4 separate regions of the Homo sapiens genome follow, and all the other regions are linked to region 3. A link is a contact called in ENCODE Hi-C or POLR2A ChIA-PET data. All regions are on one chromosome and are shown on one strand. Each heading gives the region's core, a stretch centred on a gene start or an enhancer-like site at or near the end of the contact. The rest is flanking DNA. Distances are from core to core; before and after follow the strand shown. Region 1 holds the start of CEP112 (centrosomal protein 112). Region 2 holds the start of GNA13 (G protein subunit alpha 13). Region 3 holds the start of ABCA5 (ATP binding cassette subfamily A member 5). Region 4 overlaps LINC00673 (long intergenic non-protein coding RNA 673).

What was found. Hi-C counts contacts between places; a loop is a spot of excess contacts on that map. ChIA-PET counts read pairs that join two places held with the same protein, here RNA polymerase II (POLR2A). Pooled maps may share reads with other maps.
Region 1: a map of B cell shows a loop between it and region 3 (21-fold over the local background). The contact joins the promoter of CEP112 here to the promoter of ABCA5 in region 3. A Hi-C loop is called at or near these places in 1 of 168 maps with a recorded cell type or tissue (B cell) and 3 of 50 pooled maps. POLR2A ChIA-PET finds 5 or more read pairs at or near these places in 1 of 52 experiments (CD4-positive, alpha-beta T cell).
Region 2: a map of CD8-positive, alpha-beta T cell shows a loop between it and region 3 (13-fold over the local background). The contact joins the promoter of GNA13 here to the promoter of ABCA5 in region 3. A Hi-C loop is called at or near these places in 2 of 168 maps with a recorded cell type or tissue (CD8-positive, alpha-beta T cell and naive thymus-derived CD4-positive, alpha-beta T cell) and 7 of 50 pooled maps.
Region 4: a map with no recorded cell type shows a loop between it and region 3 (24-fold over the local background). The contact joins the enhancer-like site here to the promoter of ABCA5 in region 3. A Hi-C loop is called at or near these places in 3 of 37 single-sample maps with no recorded cell type and 5 of 50 pooled maps.

What each region holds. Positions count from the first base shown.
Region 1 is chr17:66,190,116-66,193,660 of GRCh38, reverse strand. It overlaps CEP112 (centrosomal protein 112), which reads left to right and starts at 1,528. Exons shown (of 27, transcript NM_001199165.4): 1 at 1,528-1,664.
Region 2 is chr17:65,055,160-65,058,328 of GRCh38, reverse strand. GNA13 (G protein subunit alpha 13) reads left to right here and starts at 1,589. Exons shown (of 4, transcript NM_006572.6): 1 at 1,589-2,018. The coding sequence starts at 1,736. RefSeq lists silencers at 1,302-1,811, 2,092-2,351.
Region 3 is chr17:69,325,766-69,329,207 of GRCh38, reverse strand. It overlaps ABCA5 (ATP binding cassette subfamily A member 5), which reads left to right and starts at 2,075. Exons shown (of 39, transcript NM_172232.4): 1 at 2,075-2,156. RefSeq lists an enhancer at 1,569-1,708 and silencers at 1,789-2,168, 2,299-2,388.
Region 4 is chr17:72,420,016-72,423,337 of GRCh38, reverse strand. It overlaps LINC00673 (long intergenic non-protein coding RNA 673), which reads left to right. Exons shown (of 4, transcript NR_152516.1): 3 at 2,272-2,638. Among named protein-coding and RNA genes, the nearest start is that of LINC02003, 79 kb to the right of the region's middle. RefSeq lists enhancers at 149-458, 539-948, 1,562-1,691, 1,742-1,801, 1,192-2,391. Within about 2 kb of position 2,002, at least 15 of the 41 ENCODE cell types and tissues checked have a DNase peak (open chromatin) inside an H3K27ac peak, as active enhancers do.

The DNA.
Region 1 (3,545 bases), core at 279-2,778, 3.1 Mb after region 3:
CTTATTTTCACCTAAGTAGAGGAAATATTTAAAGACATTTTTCATTTTCAGTTATATTTTTCTGCTATAGTTATTTCCTCTGAGATGAGCTTGAGCTTGTTACATTTTTTCTTTGATTTATCTTCTATTTATTTATCTTCTATTTTTCTTTTCATGTTTATTTAGACACCATTTGTCAAATTCATTTCATATTCTTTCAGCAATGCAGTTTATGATTCTAAAAATTGCATATATTTATTATGCACAACATTGTGAAATGACTAAGTCAAGCTAATTAACATAAGCGTTGCTTCACATACTTATTAATTTTGTGATGAGAACACTTAAGATGTACTCTTTTAGCAATTTTCAAGAACACAATACATTATCATTTACTATGGTCACCACGTTGTAAAATAGATCGCTTAGACTTATTCCTCCAATCTAACTTAAATTTTGTTTCCTTTGACCAATGTCCTCCTCCTCCTGAGGCTGGAGTAGGGTAGTTTATCTTTTTTTTTTTTTTTGAGTCTCGCTCTGTCGCCCAGGCTAGAGTGCAGTAGCGCAATCTCGGCTCACTGCAACCTTTGCTTCCCGGGTTCAAGCAATTCTCCTGCCTCAGCCTCCCGAGTAACTGGGATTACAGCCGTGTGCCACCACGCCTGGCTAATTTTTTGTATTTTTAGGAGAGACAGGGTTTCACCGTGTTAGCCCGGATGGTCTCGATCTCCTGACCTCCTGATCCGCCCACCTTGGCCTCCCAAAGTACTGGGATTACAGACGTGAGCCACCCCGCCCGGCCAGTTTATCTATCTTGAATGTATTAACTGACTGGTTAAATTCCTGCAATTGCATGCTTGATTTTGCATCCTTGATTCTCAGTACTAATTATCTGGATTATATATCATTCCCTAGTTATAAACATGTTCAAGTATGCTTTTGAAAACTAAACATTCTTAAAAGCATTCTGTACCCTTTATTTTCCTTAGCATGATTTGTCTTTGAGACAAGGAAGAGCTAGCTGTTGGTGTTTACTTCCAGTGAGATAGGTTTTAAAAAGAACCTTTTGAAGAATTTGACTTGGGTTTTGATATATCAGAGAGTGAGGAAATTTTCACTTGAGACCCATTCAACTCTGATGTCTGTCCACATAACGGATCACCCCTTTTGTGAACATCCTCCAGCCGCCCCATTTTCTGTGCCCTTATTTTTTCGCCACGGCCCCTAAGGTGATCATAAGCGACTCTGCGCGGGATGCGGGAGGGCAGCAGCATTCAAACTGTGGTCGGGTTATCCCGGAAGCTTCGACTGGGGACCCGCCAAGGGGCCCACAAGCTGGGGTGCGAGTCTGGCGGTTGCTGGGCCAGCAGGAGCGTCGCCATGGCAACGGGGCCGCGCGCACGCCGCCACCTGTGGGTGGAGAAATGCCCGCGCGGAAGTCTCCGCCCCCAGCCTGGGGCGCCGGTGGTCGCCGCCGCCGGGAACGTCGCCATGGCAACCGCACCGCAGGCTAGAGGGGTGGAGTAGGGGGCGGGGAAATGCGAGCGCGAAAGTCCCCGCCCCCGGGCTGCTGGGCGGCGGCGACCCAGCGGCCCGCAAGGATTTGAAACCGTTTGGCAGGGGCGGCGGTGGCGGCGGCGTTGGCGGCAGCGGCCGAGCGGAAAGCTTGCGTGTGGTGGTGCCAGGTTCTCGTTTTTTTCTGAATTTCCTTCCCCCGCCCCTCCCACCAGGTTCTTGAGTGGAATTTTGCGCCGGTGGCTGCCGCCCCGCCCTTGCGGGCCCGTTCGGGAAGGGGCGTCGCCCTCAGGCCCTGGGCCCGTTCTCCGGGCCTGGGGGGCGCGCGCCCCTGGGGTCCCGGCGCTGCCCGCTGTGGTGTCCCCGGCAGGCAGAGCGCGATCCAGGCCGGGACGACTTGGGAAAGTTCTAAGTAAAGTTTGATCAGCCGGTTTGATCGGTCTGACGTGGTCCAAGAGTCTGACCCAAGGGTTTGCGACTGGGAGAGGAAATCTGTGTCCTGGACAAGGTAGGAGCGCGGCCTGGGCCTGGGCCTCGGCGGGCCGAGGAAGGGACTGCCAGGAACGGCACCGCTGGAGTTTTCAATTCCGTCCCAGAAAAGAGTCTCAGAACAATCAGCTGGATTTGCGGGGACAGAACCAGGGCGCTGGTTGGTTTGCAGAAAGTCATAGGCCGCTTGGAGAGGCCCAAGCCCAGCACCGCCGCATGTAGGATGCTACCCTGTGTTTCTGAGTTAATTATTTTTAAGTGTTCAAGAGAACGACATAAGTAAATGTGAACAGCTTTTCTGATCATTGCACGGCTACTTTTATTTGTTTTTAATATTTTAAGATGAGTCAAAATAAGATAGAAAAGGCACATTAAATTCCATGAGCCTCTCCACAGTGGTCAGGCTGCAGCTTAGTGGAATGCATGGTATTAATAATTTGTGCAGTGTTCAGGCCCAGCTGTCACTGTCCACTAAGAACCTAGGTCAGTGACTTCACCTCACTTAAGCCTCAGCTTCCTTCTTCCTCTGTGAAATGACCATGGAAATGGTGCGGAAATGGTAGGGCCGGGCCAGAGAATAAACTGAGATTTGTTTCTAAAGCACACACTGAGCTACGGGTAGAGTCAGGGAAGGCTCTTGTCAAAACATCCACACGTGTAAGCCAGAGAAAACGTGCACCTCTAATCCTTTTTAATTTGTCGACGTTTCCAGTTTTCTTTAATGACCCACAATATATTTAAAATATGATTTGATTGAACAAAATGGGTTTTACACAACTTCCAAGAACGTTTGTTTTGTTTGGCAAGGAGTGTGATATGAATGAAGTGTATTCTTTGCTTGGCAGTTGTGACTCCTTTTTTTCCCAGACCTTTTAATACTTGTGGTTTGGTTATGTTTGCTGACTGTAGGGTAGGTAAGCCCATTTTGTAGCTGTCCAAAAAGAAGTTTAAAAAAAGGCAGCATGGGTGAGTTTAATAAAAGACATGATCCAAATATAGATTGTAGCTATAAGCAAGAGTCACCCAATTTACTTCTTTTTTACCTTTGGAATTATTTATTTTTTTGAGACAGTCTTGCTCTGTGGCCCAGGCTGGAGTGCAGTGGTGCAAACTCAGCTCACGCTCACTGCAACGTCCGTCACCTGGGTTACCTTTGAAATAATTTATATAACTGATAGGCACACTATAATTACTCTAAGCCTAAGCCAAAGATGTTGCTTTACTTATTTTTCAATTCCAGTAATTTAAATTTTCAATTCTGATAAATGGTATGAAACTTTTGATAAGTTGGAACTTAGATACAATTTGTGAATATGATGTAATTTGTTTTTAAATTATTTATTTTTCATTTTCAATTTTTTTTTTTTTGAGACGGAGCTTTGCTCTTGTCACCCAGGCTGGAGTGCAGTGGCATGATTTCAGCTCACTGCAACCTCTGCCTCCCAGGTTCAAGCGATTCTCCTGCCTCAGCTTCCTGAGTAGCTGGGATTACAGGTGCCTGCCACCATGCCCGGCTAATTTTTGTGTTTTTAATTGGCCAGGCTTGTCTCGAACTCCTGACC
Region 2 (3,169 bases), core at 340-2,839, 4.3 Mb after region 3:
AACCCAACCCCAGGGAGTAACTGATTAGTACCGATTTTAAAATTTAAACCTGTTCGGGAGTTTCTTGGAATGCTGACCTCTTACCTCCGCTCCCTTATACATACGAAGTTTCTGAGCCACAGGAGCCCAAAGCTACGTTGCATTGCCCAAAACAGGGACAGACCAAAGTGGCTTTTTCCACTTGAAACTAAATACTAAGAATGAAGAGGTCGGCTCTCGGGGGTCCCGGTTAAGCAGTTTCTCTGCCAACCCACAGCTGTCACTTGTGGCTTGTCTCCTGGCCTCCTTTCAGGTGTCCTGGCCTGAATCTGCTGTTAGGACAGAAAAAAAGTCCCTGGACGGGTCATATCCTCTGTAATCTGGCAGGAAAGCTAAAATTTGCGTGCTCCCATTCCTCGTTGTGTTTGTGTATCTGCTTCCTTGTTGGGAAGAGCCTACATCACAGTGTCCGGTGTAGGGGATTTTCACCATGACCTCACCCTCCTGCTGCCACTCGCTAATTCCGGCGCGGCCAAGCGTCCCTGAAGTCACATCACAGCCCAGGTGGAATGCACGAGTGAGCCATTAAATGCCCCTGGTAGCACGTCTCAAGTGAACATCAACTCCAGTTCTTTCCCCTCACAGAGAGCCCTGGTAGGGGTCTGAAAATGCCAGAAAGAGCTGGAAGTGGGGGTGGACGACGTCTGGTTACCGTTCTGGGATTCGGAGACTAGAAGGTCAAGGGAGTCACTTTAAGAAAACACACCAGGCCTGGGCCTGGTGGCTCTGTCTGGAATCCCCGCACTGTGGGAGGCCGAGGCTAGAGGATCGCTTGAGCTCAGGAGTTCGAGACCAGCCTGGGCAACATAGGGGGGAGCCCCTGTATCTAAAAATAAATACAAAAAATTTAGCCGGGTATGATGGCACACGCCTGTACTCCCAGCTACTCGGGAGGCTGAGGCGGAAGGATGGCTTGAACCTGGGAGGCGGAGGTTGCAGTGAGTCGAGATCGAGCCAATGCACTCCAGCCTGGGCGACAGGGTGAGACTCCGTCTCAAAAGAGAAAAAATAAAATGAAATAAAGAAAATGCACCAAAGGCCTGCCAGGCTCACGCCGGCTGTTCTGTTCGAATAACTTTCGAGTCCGTGGCCTCGAAATGGGTCGGGTGGGCGGTGACAGCGGGCAGCGGGCGCGCAACGCGGGAGAAAGGGAGGCTAAGTGGGAGCCCAAAGAACCGCGTCCGGGACCTGGTCTCCGGCCTCCCGGCCTTGGGGAAGGAGCCCTTCTGCCCACAAGTGGGCTCAGGCCATGAAAGGGAAACAGAAAGTCGGGCTCCCCAGCCTGGCCCACGTGACCGCGGTTCCTCAGCCCTCCCCGCGCGCCCGGCCGCGGCTGCGGGCGCGGGCACCCGAGCGACACATCGAGCTCGTGACTCGCCGCCCAGGGCGGGAGGCGGAGAAGCGGCCGCGGCGTGCGAGCGCGCCTCCGGGAGGCAGCGGGAGCGCGCACGCTCCGGGGCCACCGCCCCTCCGGGGCCGGGCCCGCCCTCCTTCCCTCCCTCCCTCCCCCGCTGTCCTGGCCCGCCCTGCCCGGCCCGCCCTGCGAGTCAGTTCGCTGGTTCCCTCCCTCCCTGGGCGCGCTCGGGCCGCCGCCGCGCTCCCCGCCCTCGAGCCTCGGTGCCGGAGCCGCCCGCCGCCGGAGGAGGAGGTGGAGGGAGCCGGAGGGGCCCGCCGAGGCGGCGGCGGCGGCGGCAAGATGGCGGACTTCCTGCCGTCGCGGTCCGTGCTGTCCGTGTGCTTCCCCGGCTGCCTGCTGACGAGTGGCGAGGCCGAGCAGCAACGCAAGTCCAAGGAGATCGACAAATGCCTGTCTCGGGAAAAGACCTATGTGAAGCGGCTGGTGAAGATCCTGCTGCTGGGCGCGGGCGAGAGCGGCAAGTCCACCTTCCTGAAGCAGATGCGGATCATCCACGGGCAGGACTTCGACCAGCGCGCGCGCGAGGAGTTCCGCCCCACCATCTACAGCAACGTGATCAAAGGTGCCGGGCCGGGAATGGGGGCCGGGGGTTAAGGGCAGGGGGGCTGGGGCGGCGGCGGGTGCGGGGCGGGGCACCGCCCTGGTCCGCTGTGTCGCTGGCGAAGGAACGGGCCCGGCGGGCGGGCTGGCGGGAAGGGGGCGCGCCCCGGCAACTGGCCCTGCCCGCCCGGGGTGCCCTCGCGCCCCAGGGCGAGAGGATGCTCGGGGTCGCCCTGCTCTCCCGCTTGTCTCCCCGGTGGGCGTCACGGCCATTCCCCCACCCCCCACCGCGTCCTGGTCTCTCCCCCTGCGAGAGGGAAGTGGGGCGAGCTGGGTGCTGCCTCGGGGTGTGGGCAGACCTCTCCTGTCCTCCCCGCTGCGGATGAGGCAGGAACACCAATAGCAGCCCTAGCCGCTTCACCCCCATCCCCTGCTCGGGCGATGTGGGCCGAACCTCGCTACCCTGGCTGGGTGACCCGAGTCACATGGGGTCGCATGCGCTCCCAACTCCCTGCTTCCTTGGCCGTCTCCTAAGCAAGCGAGTTCTGGAACCGTCGCAATAAGGGAACTTTTTGCCCGAGACTTCTTGTCAAGGGCGTAGGGTGACAGCCTCCTTTTGGGCGAGAATATGAAACTTGAGGAGTGTCAGGTTGACTGTACTGGAATCAGGAGAGAGTGGACCCATACAGTTAGCATGAAAATGTAGCATCTGTGCTTTTTCGCCCCAGTGTCACGGTCAGGTAGGATGTTTGCGTGTGATTTCTGTGCAACACGTTCCACTCTCCTTTTCGCTAAGTAACTGGGGGCTGGCAGGAAGGGAGTACCACTGCTTCTATTTAGATGAAATGTAGTAGTAAGAAGACTGGCCTAAAAGTCATGTGGATCCTGTACAGATGGAGACAATGAATGAGTGTTGAGTTAGATAATTGGCTCGGCTCTTTATTGACAGTAGTTTTAAAATTAAACTTTGTTCTTAAGTGAAAAATAAACAAGTTGTTTATTTCTGGGCATTCAAAGAAATCGAAAAGATGGTTTTTATTTTGTCATTTGAAAGATAATTAACACTCGTTTCTGCGTGTCAAGTATGTTCTATAGAAAAGGCATTTTGGCAAAATTTAGGTGCAGCGCCTGGTAACTCAGGTGCATCTGGATTTTATTTTATCTGGGGAGCAG
Region 3 (3,442 bases), core at 826-3,325:
TGAGATCATTTTGTCCAGGGTGATGAGATTTTTGGAGAATTGGGTTTTGGTCATGTCATTTAGAAACAAGAGTAAAAGCATGAGCAGACAGAATGAATGACAGAGAACATTACAAGGATAAGAAATGTAAGAAATAAATGCCTAGAATAGTAGTAGAAATGAGTAGACTTCTGAAGTTAAGGCAGGTTAAGGCTACTAGTGAGAAGTGTTGGGGTGAAAGTATGGTTCAGTAACATGTTAACCAAGTTTATCTTTCATGTATATTTCTTTACTTGGCCCCAAATCCTAGGCCATTGAGAATTTGTAACTAAAATGTTCTAGATGTTTCCAAAAGAGACAGAATATATCAGGGATAGTTTTCATTACATGCCTTCTTTAGTTTCCTGGTGTAGTTTTTTGAATATACTTATCTCCCTTTCCCCCATCCCCATTGCTAGATCTTTTAATCCAGGGGTCCCCAATCCCCAGGCCAGAGACTGCTACCGGGATCTGTGGCCTGCGAGGAACCAAGCAGCACAGCAGGAGGTGAGCGGAGGGCAAGTGAGTGCAGCTTTATCTGTATTTACAGGGGCCCCCCATGGCTGGCATTAGGGCCTGAACTCCGTTTCCTGTCAGATCAGCAGTGGCATTAGATTGTGATAGGAGCGAGAACCCTATTGTGAACTGCGCATGTGAGGGATTTAGGTTGCGTGCTCCTTATGAGAATCTAATGCCTGATGATCTGTCACTGTCTCCCATCACCCCCAGATGAGACTGTCTAGTTGCAAGAAAACAAGCTCATGGCTCCCACTGATTCTACATTATGGTGAGTTGTATAATTATTTCATTACATATTACAGTGTAGTAACAGTAGAAATAAAGTGCACAGTAAATATAATGTGCTTGAATCATCCCCAAACCATCCTCCCTCCCCCAGAAAAAACTGTCTTCCATGAAACTGGTCCCTGGTGCCCAAAAGGTTGGGGACCGCTGTTTTAATCATCAAGGATTCTGACGAACCTCTTTGAATTTTCTATTTAATTCATATTCCATAAGTAAAACTTGATTCCTTGTTTGTTTGTTTTTCCCCTAAGAATTTAGAAAGCAGAGTGCATGTTGGGGAGACCTGGTTTAAATTCGAGAAGCAGATAACACAAAGACAAGTAAAAAAAAAAAACATGATGTACACAGGATTGACAGAATAAAAAAAAAGTCTTTGTGCAAGGGAATGTGACTATACAGAAATGTGGAGAGGAAAATACGTAATGTTAGTGTTAATAACTTTTGACCCCATTTAGGTCACTTTGAGTAATGAAGCTCAAAACACTAGATTATATTTTTAGCAAAGTAAGTGCAGTATCCAGTCTCTCACAGATGTCATGTGTCTCAGGCCGTTTGGAAAATTCAGCATCTGCCGCATTCCCAGTCTTTGATGAGGACACTCCGCGAACTACAAGCACCCTCAGTGGGAGGACCTCCCAGGTCGGGGTGTGAGGGCCAATGAGGAGGCTGGGGAGGGGAGGCAAGAGTTACGGAAACGGGGCCACAGCACTCCAGATGCCGCGGCGGGAGGAAGCGGGGCTGCAGAGGACTCAAAACGCGTTCAGAGAGGCCCATCCAAATGCCAGGAGACAGACGGCAAGGATGCTTAAGAGGAGACGTGACTGGGCGAGGCAGATGAGGAGAGGGCCGTGGGCCAAGGTCACCCGCTAAGAGGCGGCAGGTTTACCACTGAGACACGAGGCCGTGGTTTTTGCCCGTGCCTCCAGAAAGAGCGTGGCGAGATCCCCGCAGAACCCAGGCGTGGGAGGCCCTGGGGAAGAGCCACGAGGCCCGACTCTAGTGGCTCAGGGGCCCTGGGCAGCGGCGCGCCACCGCTCGCCCCACCCTCAGCCGCTCTCCTCTTCCGGGCGCGCTGCTTGCCTGCGTGCGCCGGGACGCGCGGGGCCGAGCGTCTGAAGCGCGCCCGTACGCGGAGCGGCGCTTTCTAGGAGCCCCGCCCTCAGGTGCGCTCTGCAGGAGGCGGGGCGCGACTTCGGCGCCGCCAGCTCTGCCTGCGCCAGGAGCGCGCGGGTGCGCGCGGCCGCGCCCTCGCACAGATCCCAGCTGGGTCACCCGCACTGAGTCAACAGACTGAGCGCGTCCAGGCCTGACAGCTCTGCGGCTCGGGCCCTGAGGTGAGGCGGGCGTCGCGGGCGGCGGCGGCGCTTGAGGCTAGCCTGGGACAGCCGTCCCTGGGGGAGTTGAGGGGACGAGGAGGGGCTGGCCAGCGAGGGACGGCGGGGAGAGAAGGGGAGTTCGGCGTCTGAGGTGTGGGGTGAAGCGGGCTCGGAAGCGGGCAGAGGCGGCGAGCTGAGGGAAACAGACCTCCCTCAGCTCCCGGGAAGCGCGGGTTGCCAGCCTCGGGGATGCGGTGGGAGCGCCCAGGATGCGGACGTGAGGGGGTCGGGGCCCTGCGGCGGGGGCTCCGCGAGGCTCCCCTGGGACCGGGTCCGGCCGTGGGACTTCGGGACACTGCCTTTGCCTGGACGCTGTCGTTCCACCCTCAGCAACCTCAGGGAAAGAAGGAAAACAAATATTGATGTAAATTTCCGTCTGAACAGCTGGGTAATGAGCGCTTGCTCTTCCCTGCGAGGTTACGCGCGGATCATTACCTTGCGTGTTAAAAGGAGTTTCAGTGAGAAGAAAATGCGCAGATCTCATGACACAGTTTGGGAGGGAAATTCCCTGATCCTAAAACACGAATAGGAGCTCCAGGCATGGAAATACTTAATTGGATCGGAAAGCTGGGCAGGCTGGAGCTATTAAGCTGAAGGAGGTTTTCCCCTGGGCTCCTCAGGCTTCGATTTACGTTTTAAATAAATAAGTCCGAAAATAATGAAGATAATAACCACGTTTACTTTCTACAAGGGCGTTCTGAAGGAATCTAAGGGAAGAGGAGTATTTGCTGGACTACAGCTTTAAGCCAGGCTCGGTATTAGCTCTTTTCATTCTGACAGCAACCCTGTAGGATTGGAGGGGGTTATTCCAGTTGGGCAGGTGTGGAGAATGGGCCTCAAAGAGGTTAAGTAACTTATTAAGGTCTCAGCTAGTAAAAGGATGGAGTTGAGATTCCAACCCGGGCTGCCAGACCCTAATTCTGGTGCTTTATTTAGTATATTTTGTGTTTGCCGGGAGAGCAATATTGTATGTGTTTTAGGGAAGACTCCATAGTAGGGAACATTATTAGGGCAGTTAGGGCTTTGTGGGTATTTGTGTTAAAATCAAACTAAAGAGGCGTTAATCTTTGCATATGTGCTGTTTGAGTATATTTCCTTTCAAACAGATTTAGTGTAGGGAAATCTTACATTCACTATAAGAGCAAATTTATTAGTACATTCCATGTGTATTGCATGTCTTTTATTTTTAAAGAGACAGCGTCTCGGGCTAGAGTGCAGTGGTGCGATCAAAGTTCACTGCAGCC
Region 4 (3,322 bases), core at 753-3,252, 3.1 Mb before region 3:
CGCTGTCTCCCCAGGTCCATCCATCGTGTGTGTGTGTGTGTGTGTGGCGGGTAGGGGAGAGGTGCTGCGGCTCGAATGTTGGTTTCTGCCATAACCATAATTGAGAGTGAAAAACCCGGGCCCTGGGAGAAAGAAGCCAGTCCTGGTTCTGAGTGTCAGCGGCAGTGCAGATGAGCTCACCCGGGGACCAGAGCCATTTAGAGGATTTGCAGATGGAACTTCCCCTCGGGGTCCAACTGTGAGTCACTGTGGTTCCTGTCCCTGCAGCGGGCTCCATCTCCAGGCCTCCCACTTCACCCTGGGACATTATGGTCGCTGGTCAGACCTCATGACTCACTTGGACTCTTGAGCCACCTCTGGGGGTGGAGTCTCTCTCCTGGCATCTGGACCCTTGGTGCTATCGACGAAGCTTGGCTGGCGCTCTTAGCTGCTATGTGCAAGACGTGTGTCCCAGGGAAAGCCCCTCTCTCTCTGCAGAGGTCAAGTGAAAGCCACGGCCGCAGCCAACAGAGTTCAAAATGCAGGCTTGGAAAGTCCAGGGGGCTCTGTGGAGGTGAGACAGCCACAGGCTGAGCTTTCTGAGCCCTTGGGGTGAGTTTGGCTGTGATACCTGAGAGATGGGGGAACTAACAAGCGCCGGGTTGCAGTGTCGTCCCATGCAGAGGAGCGAGCAGAGTTCACCCAAAAGGCCAACGGCTGGCAGGGTGTCACGTTTCCCACCACACCCGGGGCTCAGCCTCTGCTGTCATTTCTCCTCCTTGGTTTTCATCTTCTAAGGGAAGAAATAGTGTCATCTTTTCTCAACCTGTCAGTCTCACACCTGCCTGGAGCCCCTGGCAGTGAGACACCCAGTGCTGTTTAATCTGATGTCATCTCTGTTGATTGTCTGTTTTAGAAACCAGGTAGCAAGAGGGACTTTCTGAGGATTAAAAAAAAAAAAGTAAATCCCCAAACTATTTCGGGGAGGTTTTTTTTTTTTTAACCTCCTGTTTTTTAGTTTCATTATTTCTTTTTCTCTTACATACACTCTTTTTTAATTAAGAAAAATTAATTTTTTAAATTAAAAAAGACCAAATGCACCCCTTGGGTTGAGGAGTTATGAGAGCAATGTTTAGGGTAAAGGTCAAAGGTGAGATGGATGTCACTGGGTCTTGGGCATGGGTACCCACCTGCTGGCAAACATAAGAGAGGCCATACGAGAGTGGGGAAAGAAGGGTTACTGAAAAATGCATATGAGCTTGTTTTCTCTAATGATGTTTATTTGTTGTCTATCAGGAGATTAGTCCTGAGAGACTGACACCAGAGCCACCTGACGAATGTGGGTGCTCAGAGCCTTGGACTCGATGACCTACCTCTCCTGCCTCCCACCTGACTCCTGAAGTAGGGGAGTGTATTAACAGTCACAGGCCTCAGTTTACCTGCTTTCAGCCTCTGCCCTTCCCGAGAGGGTTGAAGCTGACTTGCTGCATCGCAGTTTTGTCCTTTAGTTCATCAGCTCTGGAACTTTCCACTTCTGGTGTTTTTGGTTTCCAAACAGAGGATTGAGGACGTATGAGAGCAATGTTTAGAGTAAGGTCAAAGATGAGGTGGATCTAACTGGGCCTTGGGCATGGGCGCCTACCTGTCAGACTCTGTCCTTCTCAGACAGCTGCCCAGGCAGGAGCTGCCTCTTGGGACAGTGAGTGGGCCATCTCCATTGAGAGAGTAGGGGGACAAAGGGAAAAGGCAGGGACTGGGTCACTCCTGGGGATGCTGTTTGACATAGACCATGAGGGTCAGCCCCACTGGGCCTGGCTGACCTGGTAGATGGGTAGGTCTAGGGTATGAACATGGATATTAGTTGGCCAGGGTGTGAGAACTTGTGTGAAAGGGTCGGCCCCTGGGTGACTCAGTCTCCTAGCAAACTATAAAAGGGAAGTGACTCATTTCCAGCCCTGAACAAGAACTCCTAAGGCTAGGCCGCCAGCACCTGTCTGGGACGTGGTTAGTTATTAACGCTGCCAGTAAGAGTGTCATGGGAACCAAACGCAGGCCTAGATGCCTGGAGGCAACTTGGCTTTTCACAGCTTGCAACTGTCCACTCACCTTCCCTTGCTGTGGCTCCTCTCTGCCTGACCCCAAATGCAGAGGAGCCCCTTGAACTCTTAGTTGCTGGTGGCTCCCCAGGTGCCTCTTGAGGGTGCAAATTCCACAGGGGTTGGGGAAGGGGGAAAAAGAAATGGGTTGGTCAGGGGAAATCACAACTTTTTTTTCTTTTTTTGTCCTGTTTAGAAGATCAGGTTCAAGTTGCCAGCCAGACTCTGGGCTTCCAGGAGGAGTGGGCTGTGGATGGCCTGGCCTCATTTGCATGTCCCTCTCCTCCCGGCCCTGCAGGTGCCACCTCCTGAGTCCTGGTTCCTGCGGCTCCGTCGAATCTGCAGTGAAGGCCTTTGGGAAGCGTGGGTTATGTGGGTCCAGGGGTCCCATCCTCCCGTGGAGGCCCTTGACCTGAGGATCACTAACTCACACCCCACCGACTTCCGGCCCCCAACAAGGGCAGTGTTCCTCTTGCTCCATTCTGCTCTGAAGTCCCCCAAACCGCTTCCTGGGGCTGCTTAGTGAAATACAAGGCTCATCTCTGAGGACCTCTACAGGGCTGGTGAGTTGAGCCAGGAGTTCAAATCTGCTCTGCCTTCTCCTTTCTTTCTCCACGTCTGGAAAAGTACAGAATGGGCAGCTTCTCCTCTCAGATCCCAAAAGGCATGTTTTACTGCTCCTGGGGGAGGCTCAGCCTGGGCACAAGCTATGTCTACTCCTGCCAGGGCCCTGCCCCTCCACTTCCAAACTGTCAAGCAGGAGGAGGGAGGATGATTGAACAGAAAGACACAGGAGTTTTAGTGAGTCAGGCTCCCCAGTGTCCAAAAAGGGACCCAGGGCCCAGGGGGAAGAGACATCCCTGGTATTTGTTGCCACCTTTGTAAAACCCTCAAGTGCTGGCAGGCAGCACAGAGGGAGTGGCGATGCCACTTGCCTGCCTAGTCTATGGGAGGAATTGGGACATGTGCTCCCTGGGTGGCCCTGAGCAAGCCATCGAACTGCTCCCCCAGAGTTTTCCCCATCTGTAAAGTGGGAATAATAACAACACCTGTCCTGCTTACTTGACAGGGTTTATGTGAGGCCGGCTGAGATCACTGAGCATGTGACAGGGCTTTGGGAGTGGTTAAGGGCCACCCAGATCGGGGTTGAGGCACCGGGGTGCTTATGGTGATTAGCAGCAGAGCAAGGCCTGAGGTCTGTGCTCCCCAGGGAGGGTGGCTTTACAGGCACCCACCTGCGGCTTAAG